Linked DNA regions of Mus musculus: region 2 is linked to region 1. A link is a loop called in an ENCODE intact Hi-C map of the cell type or tissue named here. Cell type or tissue: left cerebral cortex. All regions are shown on one strand.

What was found. A loop is a pair of places that touch in the nucleus more often than their neighbours do. Peaks named below come from ENCODE experiments on the same cell type or tissue, not always from the same donor. Only the 100,000 strongest peaks of a DNase experiment are listed, where the experiment ranks them.
Region 2: it touches region 1 in a loop (2.8-fold over the local background); 3 of 42 quality-filtered maps call a loop at or near these places.

Annotation. Positions count from the first base shown.
Region 1 is chrX:36,323,136-36,331,135 of GRCm38, forward strand. Lonrf3 (LON peptidase N-terminal domain and ring finger 3) reads left to right here and starts at 5,274. Exons shown (of 11, transcript NM_028894.1): 1 at 5,274-6,264. The coding sequence starts at 5,445. In left cerebral cortex, a CTCF peak has its summit at 4,880 (motif pointing left); DNase peaks (open chromatin) are centred at 5,286, 5,741, 6,127 and 6,847; H3K4me3 peaks cover 2,901 bases; H3K27ac peaks cover 1,074 bases.
Region 2 is chrX:36,388,729-36,396,728 of GRCm38, forward strand. No RefSeq gene overlaps it. Among named protein-coding and RNA genes, the nearest start is that of Gm6268, 11 kb to the right of the region's middle. In left cerebral cortex, a CTCF peak has its summit at 4,781 (motif pointing left); DNase peaks (open chromatin) are centred at 1,424, 2,237, 4,175 and 4,699; H3K27ac peaks cover 341 bases.

The sequences.
Region 1 (8,000 bases):
TTAGGCGCATCCTCTCCCACTGAGGCCAGACAAGGCAGTCCTCTGCTACATATGTGCCTGTGCCGGGGGCAATCTTTTAATCTGCCTTTTATTTCTTCTCTCCTAAGGCTACAATGCTCCCAGACAGAGCCTCTAGAGCTTACACATTATCCACTGTTCCACTGTGTCCTAAGTCAGAATCCAGTCTAGTTTATTCTTCTCCTGGAGAGAAGATGCTTATTCTGAAGGTGGCACACACACATTTTCCTCATAATCATTGGCAGATGGCTGTGGATCCCTTCTGTTCCCAGGAATGATAGCAGGACTGTGCCTTTTCTATCACTAGGAGCTAATCGTGACAGTGACATTGGACATCATTATTAATAGGTGAAGAACATACATCTTACTCTTTAGAAGGGGAAAGTGGTTTGGGTCAAGTCACACAGTGAAGTCAAAAGAGCCTGCTGCCAGCACAGGCCTTGCCATGGCCTTCCTTTGTGGCCACCAGCTCCACAACTTTGCTCTTTTTTTTCTTTTTTTCTTTTTTTTCTTTTTTTTTTCTTTTTTTTTTTTTTTACATTAGACAACAGATTCATTAGCTATGGAAGCAGGTCTGAATTGTCTTGGGGATAAATAAAGAAAACCATCCTCAGTTTAGTATTTTATGATCTTGCTTTGCTTCCTGCTTGGGAGGATACCTTACCATTGAAAATCCCTAGCCCTTCAGTTTGCCCTCCACTCAACTGTAGCAAAGAACTCTTGATATCCCTGGGGTCCTTTGGGGATACCAAGTATGAAGTGGGGAAAGTAAGATATGCCCCATCCTTTCCACAGGTGAACACTAGACCACATAGAGCATCATATTTGCCTGGGAAGTTTTAACACAAATGCTTGGGCTAGGAGGACAATGGAATGGTAGAGCACCTGCTGACCCTGTGTGAGTCCCTGGGTTCAACCTTCAGCACAAAAAAAGGTACTCTGGGGCTTGACCAGCTCAACTTTGAATGTTCCACCTTTCTCAGGGAACACAGCTCCAATGTCAAAGAGTCCCCTTTGAGTTGAGAAGCTGTTCACATCCTCTGCCACCTAACTCATAGGCACCTTTTTGTGAGATGGGAAGTGCTGCCTTCTGTTGTCTTTGAGCACTCCCTATGAACACACTGGTTCCCCAGCCTTGACACTTTTTCCATACTGCCTATTGTTGTCACCTGATAGTTTTAGAGCTTTGCTTCTCATTTCTTCAAGGAACTCCTGGAGAGTAGGGAGTGTGTATATCACATCCTTATATTATTGCTCCAAAAATGCCAACTTAATTAGCACACAGCACATATTCAGTGCACATTGGTTGAACTGGTGGAAGTCTTAAAGATGGGAAAGCTGATATCATTTCTTATTTGGACAGATGCATTTTGTCCTTTGGAAGCAAAATGATCACATGGGAAAGCTCACATAGAGACAAGCCCTGGCTTCCGATCCTAGCTGTGTCCTGAACTTCCATTGTGACGTGTAGTAAGTCACTAGTGTTTCCTGGCACATCATTTCTTCATTTGTAAAACCGGCACTGATAAGTTAGCTTCATGTTAGTACTAAGACTTGAGCTCTTCTGCATAGCTATGGGCAGTCTTTTTCTCATGTGAAGGTGTGAAGGTCTTTAAAGGGTAGAAATTGATCCTGGGTTCTGAAATGAGAAACTTGGCTAAAGTCTGTGAGTTGCCAAGCTCCTCTGCTTTGTGTGTGTGTGGAGGAGAATGTTATTTACTTGCCACCCATATCCTTGACTTTGAACTCTTTCATCCCAGGAATGTAAAATATTATCTATACACCTGCTCCCTTCTTTTTATGAATAGATCGGGGGGCAGAGGTACAGTGAGCGCAGCTGGATGTCTGCTTGACCCTCTGAATGTTTCCAGCTTGTACTAGGGTTTCCATTATTATGTGTAATAAAACCTGTTCCAGAAATGTATTGTGAGGAGGATTGCTGTTGTTTTTTTTTTTTTTTTTTTTTTTTTTGTCTTCACGGGTTTCTAGTTTTCTCAGAAAGTCAATACAGAAACATGGGAGACAAGATGTACTACTATCCAAAAAGAAAACACCTGAGAGCTAAGGGTTGCTTAACAAAAGCTTCAGTCCCTGGAATACAGTCTGCTACATAGGCACTATTAAATATAAATATATGAAAATGCCCATGACTCTCAAAGTTTTATTTTAAAGAGAAATCCTTAATGAAATTGTATCTCAAATGAGGTGGGTATGAAGCTGTCTTGGTTGAGGAGAGGAGCGAGGTGGGGGGGGGTCCAGTTCTGCTTAGACTCCCCTCTGGGACACAGGGAGATTCTACAGAGCCCAACTGAAAAACTTTTCTTGTAGCTGGTAAAAATGAGAAGTGTTTCAATTTTTGCTTTCTCCCCAGTTCACTTTGGCTATGTGCAATCTTAATAAAATAAATAGAATAGAATCTTTCGGTAGGGGAATATGTGCATCTGAAAAGAAAAGGTTGGCAACTCTCTCCACCTATCCTTACTCCAGGAATCCTCCAGTTATTACTGGGGAAGCATGGAAGAGGTTATTTTCAGTAGGAGACTTCCACCTTGATTCACAAACATATATGAAACTAGTGTTTGTTTAACTTACATAAAGAAGAAAAGAAAAACACCGTGGTAGTTTCCCCAGCATTCTGTAGAATGCTCGTTGGATGTAGTCTACTACATTGGTTCACAATGTAAAGTTCTTCTATAGAATCTGGTCTGGTCAGCAGCCAGCTAGTTGCAACTGCCTTTTGCACCAGAGGCCCCTCTATTACCCTAATAATCAGAACCATTCCTAACCAAATTCATGGTCAGCACCCTGTAAATGCAGGTGTCCAGAAGAGGCCTTGAAAGCACATCCTTCCTCATGCAGGCAGGACTGTGACCATCTGCCCAGCCTGACATTCTTGTTTCCCCATGACCTGTAGGTTACAGAGGGATAAATTTAAGGAGTGTATTAAACAGAGTGGTTTAAGAAGCAAGGCACATCCTCACCACTGCATTTGGAAGACAATTTGGGATAATGTTTTGGAGATGTCAAAGGGATGATGCTTTTAAATTAAGAGGTTTCTTGTTACCGGTGTCATGGTCCTTTCAAATGAATCTCTTCATGCCCTGCAGATTGTCCTTCTTTATAGGTATCAGAAGTGGTAGACATATAACTAGTTCTGGGAATTCCATTTGATAGCAGAGTAAACTAAGGAGTGAAATGATTGTCCCAGCTCCAGATAGCAAGCCACCAGAAACTGCAGCTTCTTCTCTACTGACTTTTCTCCACCTCCTCCATCTCCTGGTCAGTCTCCTGATGGGCTCCCTAGCTTCAGAATCATGATAGAGGATAGCCTTTGGAGCCCCGTGCTCCTCTGTAGCTGCTGCTGAATTCAGTCTTTAGCCCCAAGCATGCCCCACCTCCCCAAACCTGCCATGGAATATGGAATAGTTATTTGAGATTCAGTAGTTAACGCCTGAAATCTGGTTTTAGGATCAAGAATACTCAAGGTTAGGGCTGGAGGAAACTTTAGGACCCCAAGGATTTGTTCAGCAAAGCCAAAGCTAGACCAAGTTTTCCTGTGTTGTTTTCCTGCCTTCCTGATTGAATCCTGAGCCTTTCTTTTCTTGCTCTCTTTCTAGTCTATGAACTGCCTCCCTTCTCTACTCTGTCCCTCCGTGTCCTGTCTGACCGGGGGGGGGGGGGGCTGCCCTGAAGTGTGCTGCACATTGTCTATACTTATTCTCCAGGATCTTGGTGTTTGTTGGCTTAAGGCTGGATTAAGGACCTCAATGCTGGCAAAGAGTCTATCATTCCAGCTCTGAAACAAGACTTAATCCCAGCTAAAACCATCCCAGACATTTGTTTAGAAGTGAAAATAATAGGTTTAGATGATATTGCCCAAGACCCCCCAGCTAAATGACCACAGCAGGAGGCAACTTGGAGACACTCAGCTTGGAATCTTAATTTGAGCACTCTCCAGGACCTGTAGGCGCGGGAGGGAGGAGGAAGACAATTGAGAGCAAGCCTGACTGAACTCAGCCTTCCTTCTTGAAGCAGTCTATCCTGAAGTGGGGTACTCCAGAACCCTGCCGGTTCATTTTGTTCATGGCTCTTGTCTGAAATGCAAAGGCCAGCAGTAAACAAATCCTTGTGTAGTTTGTGAGCAGTCTGGCATTTTTTTAAGGGGTGCCTGGTTGGGAATTTCCCGCCCCACTCCTCAGCCCAAGCCAGGCACTACAACTTGTGTTCAACCTAGCGCAAGGGCACAAACCCTAAGGTTAGGCACGGCCTGCCAGAAGTCAGCTTCTGTGAACCTGGAGGCTGTTTAGCAGCTGGGCTGTGACTGAATTCTCTGATTTTTTTTTCTGGATTTGCTGTCTTGGGCTTGTATCTTCCCTCTGCTTCCCTCACGCTCCCCCCCCGCCCCCCCCCCCGAGTTTACAGCGAACTCAGCAAACTCAGCTCTCAAGGTGGTGCCCATCTGGTCTCTGGGTCCTGGAGCCAGTGAATCTCCAGGGGGGTGCCCGCTCCAGCACTGGTCCCTGAGTTGGGGGTGGGAGGGAAGAGGAGGAGAACCGGAGGGCGCCTCCCTGGGGTCCCAATGAGCAATCTAATATAGGATTATAAGATGTGCGTTCTTCCCTTGCTGCCCAGCACGGACTGCCTAACTTGTTTTATCCGCTGGACCATTTGCTCATGATTCGCTGTCTTGGTAAGAAACAAAGAACTCTCCTAAAACTGCACTAAGTCTCTTTTGGGGGAATCCCTCAGGAAACCCAGGAGCTTCAGCAGGGGCACTTAACGCTCTTCTAGGGAACAAATGAGGACTTCTTGGGTGTCCCTAGGTGCCTTTGCAGACATCAGCCATCGCCCCCTGGAGGGGAGCCTGGCATTCCAGCAACTTCTGTGACTGGAGCCGATAGGGACCGGCCTCTCTCGGGCGGGGGGACTCCAACAAGCGGCTGGCAGAGCGGACCTGTTTGCAGACTACTTTTGAGGTGGGATGGCAAAGAGTTTAGAGCTGGAAAAGCGTGGAAGAAGAGGTTGTGTACCTCTCCCCAGTCCAGAAAGGACCCAAAATCACAAGTGAGAAAGAAAGAGTAAATGCAAACAACCTCAAAAAACAAGCCAAGAAAAGCCAAGCCAAAAGAAGCAAGCGCAAAGCTGTTACAAAACTGTCTGGTTTTGTAACAATTTCCCCGCTGCCGGCCAATGAGCAGCGTGGTAGGAGTCACGTGGTTGCGTTTTATATAACGCTTCGCTGAGACAAGACAGTTATTAGGCAGCGCGGGGCAGCCGGCATGGAGCTCGGGAGGCGAGGCAGACTCGCGCGCGCGGCGATCCCGCCTTCTCGCTCGCGCAGCCCGCTCCCAGCCGCCGCTCTTTCCTGCTAGTTCCCTGTTCCTAGACGCCTCTCCTCACTCCAACCTCCGCAGTTCCTTCTCTCAATGGATTCCCTTCAGACCGCACAGATGGTGAGCTTGTCCGCCGAGCTCGGCAGCAACAACTTGGAGCTGGCGGAGCCGGAGGAGCCGGGGACATCAGCGGCCGCAGGGCAGTCAGCCGCCCACCCGGAGGAGGTGACACCCGAGGGCTCCCAAGCTCTCGGGGCTCAAGAGCCCGAGCAAAGCCTGCCTCTGGCGGTCCCGACACCGCTGGAGTGCAAAGTCCTGCTCACGCAGGCGGATGCCTTGGCATCTGAGGGGCACCTTCGGGAAGCCCTCGAGGTGTACCGACAGCTCTCCGAGAGGCAGCAGCTCGTAGCGGAGCAGCTGGAGCAGCTAGTGCGCTGCTTGGCCGACAGTGTCCCGCAAGAGGAGCTGGCCTCCGACTCGAGCGGCACTTCGAGCTGCTGCGCCGCGGCGCTGAAAGAGGCAGGGGAGGCCGCGGCCGTGGCCCCCGAGGTATGGGATGGCTTTAAGTGCAAGAAGTGTCACGGGTTTCTCTCAGACCCGGTGTCCCTGTGGTGCGGCCACACCTTTTGTAAACTGTGCCTGGAGCGCGGGCGAGCCGCCGATCGGCGCTGCGCTCTGTGCGGGGTCAAGCTCTCCGCTCTGATGGCGGCCAGTGGGAGGGCACGCGGGCCGCGGCGCGCGGGGCAGCCGGCGCCCCTGCAACTGCGAGTTAACGTGGTACTCAGCGGCCTCCTGGGCAAGTTGTTCCCGGGCCCCGCGCGGGCGTCGCAACTCCGGCACGAGGGCAACCGGCTGTTCCGCGAGCACCAGGTGGAGGCAGCTCTGCTCAAGTACAACGAGGCTGTTCGTCTAGGTGAGTCCCCCCCACCCCCCATGCGCCGCCACAGGGGCCGTGCGGGCTTGCTCGCCACGCGAGGGGGGCGGGGGAGCGATCCCTGCTGGGAGGCGGGGGCGGGGGGACGGACCGGACTGATTTGGTTTCGCGCGCGCGCGCGCGCGCGCGGGCTGGGGGGTGGGGTGGCGAGGGAAGAGCCCGTGGCCCACGAGGAGGAGGGAGGGGGCATTGCAAGGAGTTTGTCTTCCCTACTTTAGCTTTTTTTTAAAAGCTGTGTCTCAGTCTTCTGATTGGTCCTATAGCTTTTTTTTTCTTTTCTCGTGCTCTTTCCCTCTCTCCTGCTTGCTTTCCTGCTCCTATACCTCCTGGTTCCAGTTTCTTAGTTTATCCCGTTCGTCTCTTTTTTGCGCATTTTTTTTCTCAGTTTTGTCGCTGTTTCGGTCTTGCTCAGTGTCACTGTCTCTAGTTCACGGTCTTTCCTGGACACTTTGGAGCTCGCTCTTACACCTGCCGGTACCTCCCCTATCAGCAGAAGAACTTGGCACTATTTTCCAAACTCCCGCGCGGTCCTCCTGGCTTTTACCAACCGGAGGTGGCTTGCGGGCGCCTGAGTCCGTGGCTCCCGCCTCTGGGAGTTGTCCCTTCCGGGGCCGAGGCTCCCTGTGGGGTGGGTCCCGCCTGGAATTAGGTCAGGAGAGCACTGGTTGCATAAGGCCCTCGAGCCAGCCCGGGCCGGCGGCCCCTCCCCCGCGCGGGCGGGCGGGCAGGCAAGCGGGCGGGCGGGCGGGCGGGGATTGTGTAACGCTGAGGTAACTGAAGTGGGCCACGCTCGCCTCAGAAACCATCCCGCGAGCGTGTGCGGGGGGCGGAGGGGGGGGGGGCTCGCTCCCCGCTGCCCTGTGACTCATTGTCACCGTTTCCTATCACACGATTCCTTGGCTGAAATAGATGCACTTGCCCCGCCCCCTCCACCCGCTGCAGTTAGACAGCCAGTTCCCCGACATCGAACCCTTTGACCCCTCTAACCCAATGAATGGCAGGACTAGGCAACTGCTCGGGATCCCCCCCCCCCAAGGCAACAAGGGACTGATCACAAAGGGGCCATGCCTCTGTTTAACCTGCTCCAAGAGTTGCCCAAGAGAGTGGGCTTTGTAGCTTCAAGGGCAACCCGGGCAGTCCCACATCTCTGCTGGACTGGAGTACCAGAGTTTTCCCAGGGACCTGTTTGCACCTTCTGCCTCCTCCCACTCCAACCCAGGAAGTGGCCTTGGAACCACCAGCTGATGCCAGCCAGCACCTAGGCAGGCAGGCAAGGCAGGGCGATGTGTCCAACCAAACGTGCTGGTGTGGAGGGAGTTGGCTAAGCAGAAGGGGCTGTAGGGTCCTAGGACCTCCTAGGCAATCTCTGGTGGATAGAGGAGGGATGGGATGGAGTCTCCCCACATTTCAGTCCCACCCAAGCCAGCAACAGGTAATGCAGAAGGGAGCAAAACCAGTGGCTATGAGAACTGGGGAACACAGATATCCTCACAACACATACCCTGCTTGTGTCTAAACAAAGCAGGCTGTGAGCTGCCAATGGGCTAGTGGGTGTGTGATTCAGAGAAGTGTCAGAGAGTACTGTAAACTCTATGCTAAAATCAAGAGCAAGTAATGGGCACCCAGGTCAGCCCAGAGCATACATCCTTCAGGGGATGGCATAGAGGCAGACATCAAAGCCTGTTTCTGGCAGCAGAAGCTGTAGCCTAGAGCTT
Region 2 (8,000 bases), 66 kb after region 1:
ATTCACCACTATGTTTAGGAACTGTAATGAATGCGTACAGGTTGGAATGAAGAGTGCCTTTATAAAGACTGGAGACTAAAATAGTAATAGGTTTAGAAACCTTTGGTCTCATAGAAGTTCAGAGTACAATGGGAGTTTGGGAATGGGAGAAACATAGGAATGATGCCCGCATACTCCTCAAATCAGAGCTAGCAGGTCTTCATCCACTTGTGACTGGTTCTGTTTCTTGGTTATCTGTTTCTTGGCATAGGAAAACGTATATCTGAAGTCCCTGCCATTGACTGCTTGGCAGTATTTTTACAGGGAAGCTGAGATTGCAGTAAAAATGCGTCCATTTCAAGCACCGCTTTTGGGAAACACACTTGAGTGGCTCTCGTGGTCTGAAAATTATTTAACAATCCTAATCATTTCATATGAAAGAGAAGTTATGCTCTGAAATGCCGTTAGGGCAGAGGAAACAGCTTTGACCTAAATTTTATTTTATTCTGCCCCTCTTTCTGCACAAAGCTTCCCTGGTGTCGCCTGATCAACACAGAACTCTCCGTGAGAAGGCCTGGTGAATCAAGAATTGCAGGTGGCCTTTCAAAATCCATTTTCCCAACTGGGTTTCCTTGTCTGGCCTCAGTGGGTGAGAATGCACCTAGCTCCACGGAGACTTGATATGCCAGGGTGGGGGGATACCCGGGGGCCCCCACCTGCTCAGAGGAAAAGGGGAGGGACTGTGAGGGGGTCTGGGAAAGAAGGGCCATGGAGTTTATCACACATTCCTCTCAGCTGTGTTCTTGCTCCATTTGTTAGTGATCTTCTGTCTCTCAAACAGGCCGTTCACTTCTTGATAATAAGGCTATCTGTACTCATATGAAATTTTCAAAATACAACTGAGAATGGGCCAAGGGAGCATGTCATAAAATCCATGTCCTTATTAAGCTTTTAAGAAACATTCAGAAGTGAGGGGTGGCAAAACAGCGAAGTGGGTACAAGGAATTGCTGCCAACACTAACGACAAGCTTGGTCCCTAGCACGCATACTGCAGAAGGAGAGACCCAACTCTGCAGATTGTCCTATGATCTCAACACATGCATTATAACACATACCCACAGACATTTACACAAATAAATAAGTGTTAATCATAAAGGAAGAAAAAAAGCAATAATCACCCAGAAGGGAGTTCCTTTCATGAACGTCAGCTGTAATTTTTCTGCAGGCACTAAGACCATAAGTAAATTACGCTGAGCTTTGTATTTAACCAGACTAAAATCTGGACCTTTTTCCCTTGGGCCCTTTGCCATAATCACAGAGAAAACTCAGTCTTGGGCGAATGTCTGTTGGGAGGTAGAAAGACGAGGCCCAAGTGTTGGTGTGGGAAAAGCAGTGAGGATAGCTGAGTCACCTCCCTCACTGGAGGGTGACCAGGAAAATAGGAAATTACTATGCACAGTGGATTGTGGGATTGTGTTTTGTTGCCAGCTGGTGAGTGGCAGAGCTGGAATAAGAACCCAGGCAGCTGGCTCTACAAGCTGTGTTCTCAACTCCCAGGCTAGACAACCTCTCAGGAGAGTCAGGGACTCTCTGTCTCTGTGCCTGTCTGTCGTTTCACTCCCAGTTCCTAACAGACAATAGCTGTTAAAAAAAAAAAAGGCTTGTGCAAAGAAGTCCCTCTTCTGTCCCTACAGTTCCTTATGATTATTGTCTCTGTCATTTCAGATGCTATTGCTTCCGGAATTTTTCAAATGAATCTGTACAAGAAGATTGTCTCTGCATTTGGTGATTGTCTTAATCATTTGGTGACACTGTCAACACACACACACACACACACACACACACACACACATTCCATCAAAATGAGTTTCCTGCTTATTGCACTGAGGGAGACCATAGAGCACTAACTGAAGCAGCTCAACCCCAGGATATTATGGGATTTGGACTTTGGTTGGGTGGTTTGGAGGAAGTGAGTTGTGGTTTGCTCTAGATTGGGCGTGTCAGAAGGCACACACGTTCTGTAACAAGAGGATCTTGATAAAATCTTATTCAGTAAGAGGGCAGACTAGACCAGAGCTAAAGGTCTATGGGGCAAGCAGCAGCAGGCACACAGGATCTGGGAGAGGGGTGTTTTGTCACTGCAGTGGCTTGGGCAGTATTCATAGTCTGTCTGAATTCAGACATTATAGAGTGCTCTTGCTTTTGTCTGGATCCATCATAGTCACAGAGCTGCCTTGTCTGATGCTGGCGTCCTGTGTTATTATGTTCAGCAGAACACCAAGACCTACTTTAGTGTCGCAACCATTGCCAGAGCAGCTCCTAGCAACCTCAGGGCCTAGCTGATAGCTCTACTTCCACTCCTGAATGGAAAAAAAAATGCTTTTTTCTTATTCAGATCACCCTTTCCCAAGAAAGTTTTTTTGCAGGGAGCTTTCTTAGGTGTGCTGTTTGAGTGGACTCTTGGTTGTTCTCACCACGTAGGCATGCCTATCTCCAAGCCTGTGTTCTCTTATCCTCACCAAACTGATGTGTCTCCATCTACCCAGCCCATGACACATTTCTGAGCTAACAGCCTAGCCTGTTGCTGTGATAAACACCATAGCCAAAAGTCACTTGGGGAGAGGGTCCATTCCAGCTTCAAAATTACAGCCCATCATCAAGGGAAGCCATAGTGGAACCTGGAGACAGGAACTGAAGCAGAAGCCATGGAAGAGCACTGCTTTTAGCCCGCTCCCAAACACATGTTCAGTTACCTGTCTATGACAATGTATGTGCACCCTCGTTTGACTCCCAGAAGGTCAGTGCTATGATGTGGCAATATTTTGCCAAGCAGTACCAAATGCCCTTTTGAAAGTGAATTAGCTCAGTGCATGGACTAGTGGCCTGAACTGCACAGGGAATTGTTTGGTTGCTGGCATAGGGCTTCCTGAGCTAGACTTGATGTTCATTTTCTTTAGTTACAGTCATTTTCATTTGCAATGCCACCATCAATGACTCTCTGCATAGTCCACTCGAGAACCAAGAACTCCTGACCTGGCATAGAGTTGCATAGCTGCTAGCCTAGCACTGAGGAGACTAAGGCAGGAAGATGATGAGTTTAAGAGAAGCCTGGGGGGGGGCTCCAAGGTCTGAAGCTCTTACTGATGCTGTGGTGTGCTTACAGACAGGAGCCTAGCATGGCTGTTCTCTGAGAGGCCCAACAAGCAGCTGACTGACTGAGACCAACACAGATACTTATACCCAACCAATGGACAGAAAGAAGCCAGGGACCCCTGTGGTTGAATTAGGAAAAAGCTGGAAGAAGCTGAGGAGGAGGGCGACCCTGTAGGAGGACCAGAAGCCTCAATTAACCTAGACCCCTAAGATCTCTCAGACACTGAGCCATCAACTGGGCAGCCTACACCAGAGGACTGATATGAGTCCCCCAACACATATACAGCAGAGGACTGTCTGGTGGGGTGTGGGGGTATATGGGGATGTGGGGACATCCTTTAAGGGACTGGGGGGAGGAGGAAAGGGATGAGGAACTGTCAGAAGGCAGAACAGGAGGGGGATAACAACTGGACTGTAAAGAAACGATTAAAGATTAAAAAATAATAATAATAAGGTAAGGTGGCATAAGCCTTGAATCCCAGCACTCAGGAAGCAGATACAGGCAGATTTCTGTAAGTTTAAGGCAGCCTGCTCTATATAGAGAATTCCAGGTGAGCTAGAGATAACCTGTCTCAAAATGAACAAATATTTGAATAAAAATAAACTAAGCAAAATAAAGACAGCCCCCTTTGCTAACCATTGGAAATGAAAGACAAGGAAAATCTGGTTGCTTTCTATCTGACTGCCTTCTGTCTATCTGTGTATGTGACCTGAATTTTGTTCTCATTGCTACGAACTGGGATTGCTGATGATATAACCTTGCCTGGGTCTTCCTATTCTTTCTCTGCCTGCCTTTTTTGTCCTGCATGGATCCACAAGACACACTTACAGTGAGAGGTTCTGAAGGATAAGCGGGCTGCTTGGCTCTAACACTGCAAGCTGGTGGGGGTCCTGGGAAACTCCTTCCCCCCAGTTCTTTGTACCTACTTCTTTGTATCTCCCCGTTCGACTTCACTCAAAGACTCGTGAGTGAGGCACAACATAAGGCAGGGCATCTGTGCATGTGGCTCTTCCTTCCAAACGTTATTTGAGCATAGTTCCCTTTATATAACACACTTCTGAAAATAGGTATGCCTGTGACTATGTTTGTTTGAACGAAGCAGCTTCCATTTCAGTGTGGATCAGAGTAGATTGTTGTGAGACTATAAGAAGACACTACATACCAAATCAGACCAGTAAAATGTGCTTTGTAATTTTTTTTCAACACCCTCTCAACGATGTTATGCTTGCCCTCATTTTAAATGTAACAAAACTGAGGGAGTATGACTAGCAGAGAAAAGGAAAGATAAGAGGAAAATGGTCAGGAAAGTGCTGACCAGGAAGTAAGAGGATCTGGTGGAGCTTGCAGAGGTGGGTTAGGTGATGGGGAAAACTTTAAAGTTGATGTACTTTTGTTATGAACGTAGGACAAGAAGAAAAACAACCCAAAACCTTCTTGAAATGGGACAATCTGAAGTCAGAATAAACAAGAAAAATAGCGCGCGCACGCACATGCACACACACACACACACACACACACACACACACACACACACACCACATCTTTTCATTACTTTCCTCTTTGCTGTTAATGCAAAGCCAGGCATCTATTCTGATATAGAGCCATAGTTCTCCATCTAGTGGCCATCTTTAAAAAATGCACTAGGAGTGTGCCATAGCCTCTAATGGGAAGCTTGAAATACAGTGAAGCTATGTTATTTTTTAAAAAGACCGTGAGCTTCTGTTGGGCTGCTACATTTTTTTAAATGTTGAATAATCATTTGTTTTACATATGACAATCACTGATGCGCAGTGCCCTTAGACCAATCAGAACTTCAGCCCACCTTCCTTTTTGTATTCTTGCCTCGGGAGGGCTATTTTTTGTCCCACTGTCCACTTCACAGGATGTGTTTGTGTATCACATGCTGGGGACACAGTGTAGCACAATATTAACAAGATTCCTGTTCTAATTGAGCTTCCTGTGAGAAACATGGAATAGTCAAGGACATTCCTTAATATATAATTAATATATGTAATTATATATTCTATATATTAAGGAATGTCCTTGACTTTATATATATATAAAACCTCAAATTTTCTATGGAAACAAAAGACATCTAAGGGAAATCATAAGCAAAAATAATATTGCAGGAGGTATCACCATACTCGATTTCATGACACAGTAACAAAATAATGTGGTACTGACACAAAAACAGATAATGGATACTTCAGTAGAGAACTTAATCCTGTACAACTTTAGTCATTTGCTTCTAGACAAGAATGTAAAAATGGGAGAAAAAAACTTTTAAACAAGTGATGTTGTGAAATCTGGATGCCTGCATGTACAAGAATGAGACCAGATATGTATCCCTTACCCTGAACAAAACCGAGATCCAAATGCACCAAAGACCATAATATAAAAGACCTGAAACTTTGAAACTGTGAAAAATAGAACACCTAAATCACTGAAATGAAGCTTACAGTTGACAAACAGGACCTCATAAAACGAAGCCTCAACACAACAAAAGAGCTTGTTAGTCACATGAAGAGATATCGGCAGAATGGGAGAAAATCTTTGTCGCCTGTACATGTGGAGAAGGATTAGTATCTAGAATATAAAGAGATGACTCAAAAAGATAAAAAAGGAATCAACAAAGAAACAACTAAATCAAAACAGAGCCGATCCAATAGTTAGGTGGTCAGCTCAGAAATCATATACAAACAAGTAACATTTTATGAACTGAGCTTCTAGTTACATATTTGTGTGCGCGCGCGTGCGTGCATGCGTGCGTGCGTGTGTGTGTGTGTGTGTGTGGTGTGCATGCATGTAGAATAACAACATAAAAGAGGCCATGAATTTGAGAGAAAGAACAAGGGGGTGCATGAACGGATTTGAGGAAGGAAAGGGAAGGGAGAAGACACGTCGGGCCCTGTTCTAGCTTTATTTCTCAAAGCACAGCAGCCAAAGTATATAACCTCTTCAGCAATAGGTTCTAACCATTCAGTTCTGGAATGCAATCAACAACTGTAGCAATAGTCTTTATTGTTTGGGGGCCTCTGTGGCCTCTGCAGCCACCGATTGCTAGAGAAGAAACCCACTTCCAGCCCTGGGATGTCTAATTAACCACCTTACAGCTCCTGAGAGCATCCATGGCTACCCTTTAGATACACTTCAACATTTACAGACCCAAGCTATCGTAAAGTTTCCCTCAGCCACTTTGTTGTTTGTTATCCTTTGAGCCATACACAACCATAATGCTTCGGGGGTAACCCCTGGCCTTTGTGAACTATTCCCTATGCTCACTTCTTTAGGTACACTCTCGTGTATCTTAAATGAGTCTCTGAATCTGCAAAACGCTCAGGATCAGAGTTAGGGTACCCATATGTAACAAAGCCGTTATGCATAGAGTCCACAGAACAGTGGTGCCAAGTCCATGTGCCATCACATAATGAATGGTGGCGCTGTGGAGATAACCTTGGTAAAGCACTTTGAGAGTTCATATTCACAGAAGGCCACAACTAAAGAGATACTAGTCAAACATAAGCAAGGTCTAACACAACAAGAGAAGATTCTAGCCATTTGTATCAATTGTTTCCTTCACAGATACATGCTGGGTACAGGAGCTTAGTAGGAGGCAGTGAGTTAGGTTTCCACAACCCTCGGTCCTTCGGAGCCATTCCATTTCCACACCCTGGAGCTGTCCTATGGAACCTCTCCGTATTTCTCCAGCTCTGAGGAGCTTGGTGAGGCTGGCTCATGTGGCTCAGGCCTGCTCAGAGCTAATGAATGGTAAGTGAGGTCCAGGTCTCCTGCTGTTCTTGCTGCTCAGGCCGGTCCCTTGGGTCAGAGAAAGTCTGGATTGACACGGGCTGGAGCTGCAGCTTCAACCTCTCCATTCACCTGACTTCTGGAAGAGACCCAGGATGGGCAAACCATCTCCACCCATAGCATACATTTCAGCAATATGCATGATATTCTGCTTAGTCTGGAGAAGTAATGGTCCATCCCTGAACAAGCTTAATCTTCACCTGTATTGTTTCTTTTTCTCTTCTTATTCTCTCTCCCTCTCCCTTCCCTCTCTTTCTCTCTCTCTCTCTCTCTCTCTCTCTCTCTCTCTCTCTCTCTCTCTCTCTCTTTCTTTCTTTCTTTCTTTCCATAATCAAGGCTTTCTCCAATCTGCTTCTCAGTCTTTAAAGTCTTCCAGAAATTCTTTACCATCGACTTTGACTTAGTCTTGTCCTGCCATACACCCCCCTTAGGGATTTGTGCCCAACACAAATCTTGCCACATTTGCCTTCCAGTAACGCAGAAAGAGATCTTTCTCAAATTCAACTTTCTCTTACTCTAGGTTGCTCTCCCACATTATGAACATCTTTTGGTTGCTGGCCTAAGTTGTTTAACTCCTCCAAAGCCTTTCCTACCTCATAAAGATCCTGTCCCACCAAAGGGGCTCCGCAAAACTGCTAAAGCTCTATGCCAGTGCCTGGGTTCTCCTTGAATCCAGTTCTTTCTCAAGTCTCTGATAAACACTGTCCTATCAGGTACTCTGAACTGAGCATCATACATTGCTTTCCTAATACCTATGTTCTTGAGTTGTGCCTAGCCTTCGTCTATTGTTTTACTGCCCCGGGTATCTATGAGAACCTCTGCTAGCGATGACCAAAGGTCTCTGATGGATTATATGAGCTAGTCCATCAGGGGCTGATTCTGTGTATTGCCTCAGGCTATGCAGCTTATGTCTCAAGGATGGATGTGCGCTTATATTGTTTAGTTCCTCTGCTTCCATAGAACTCACAGTGATCACATCTGCTTTGCACCATAGTTTCTTTCTCACAAGTAGGCTGTGAGCAATTTTCCCCCCGATTCCAGTAATTACAGGGCAGAATAT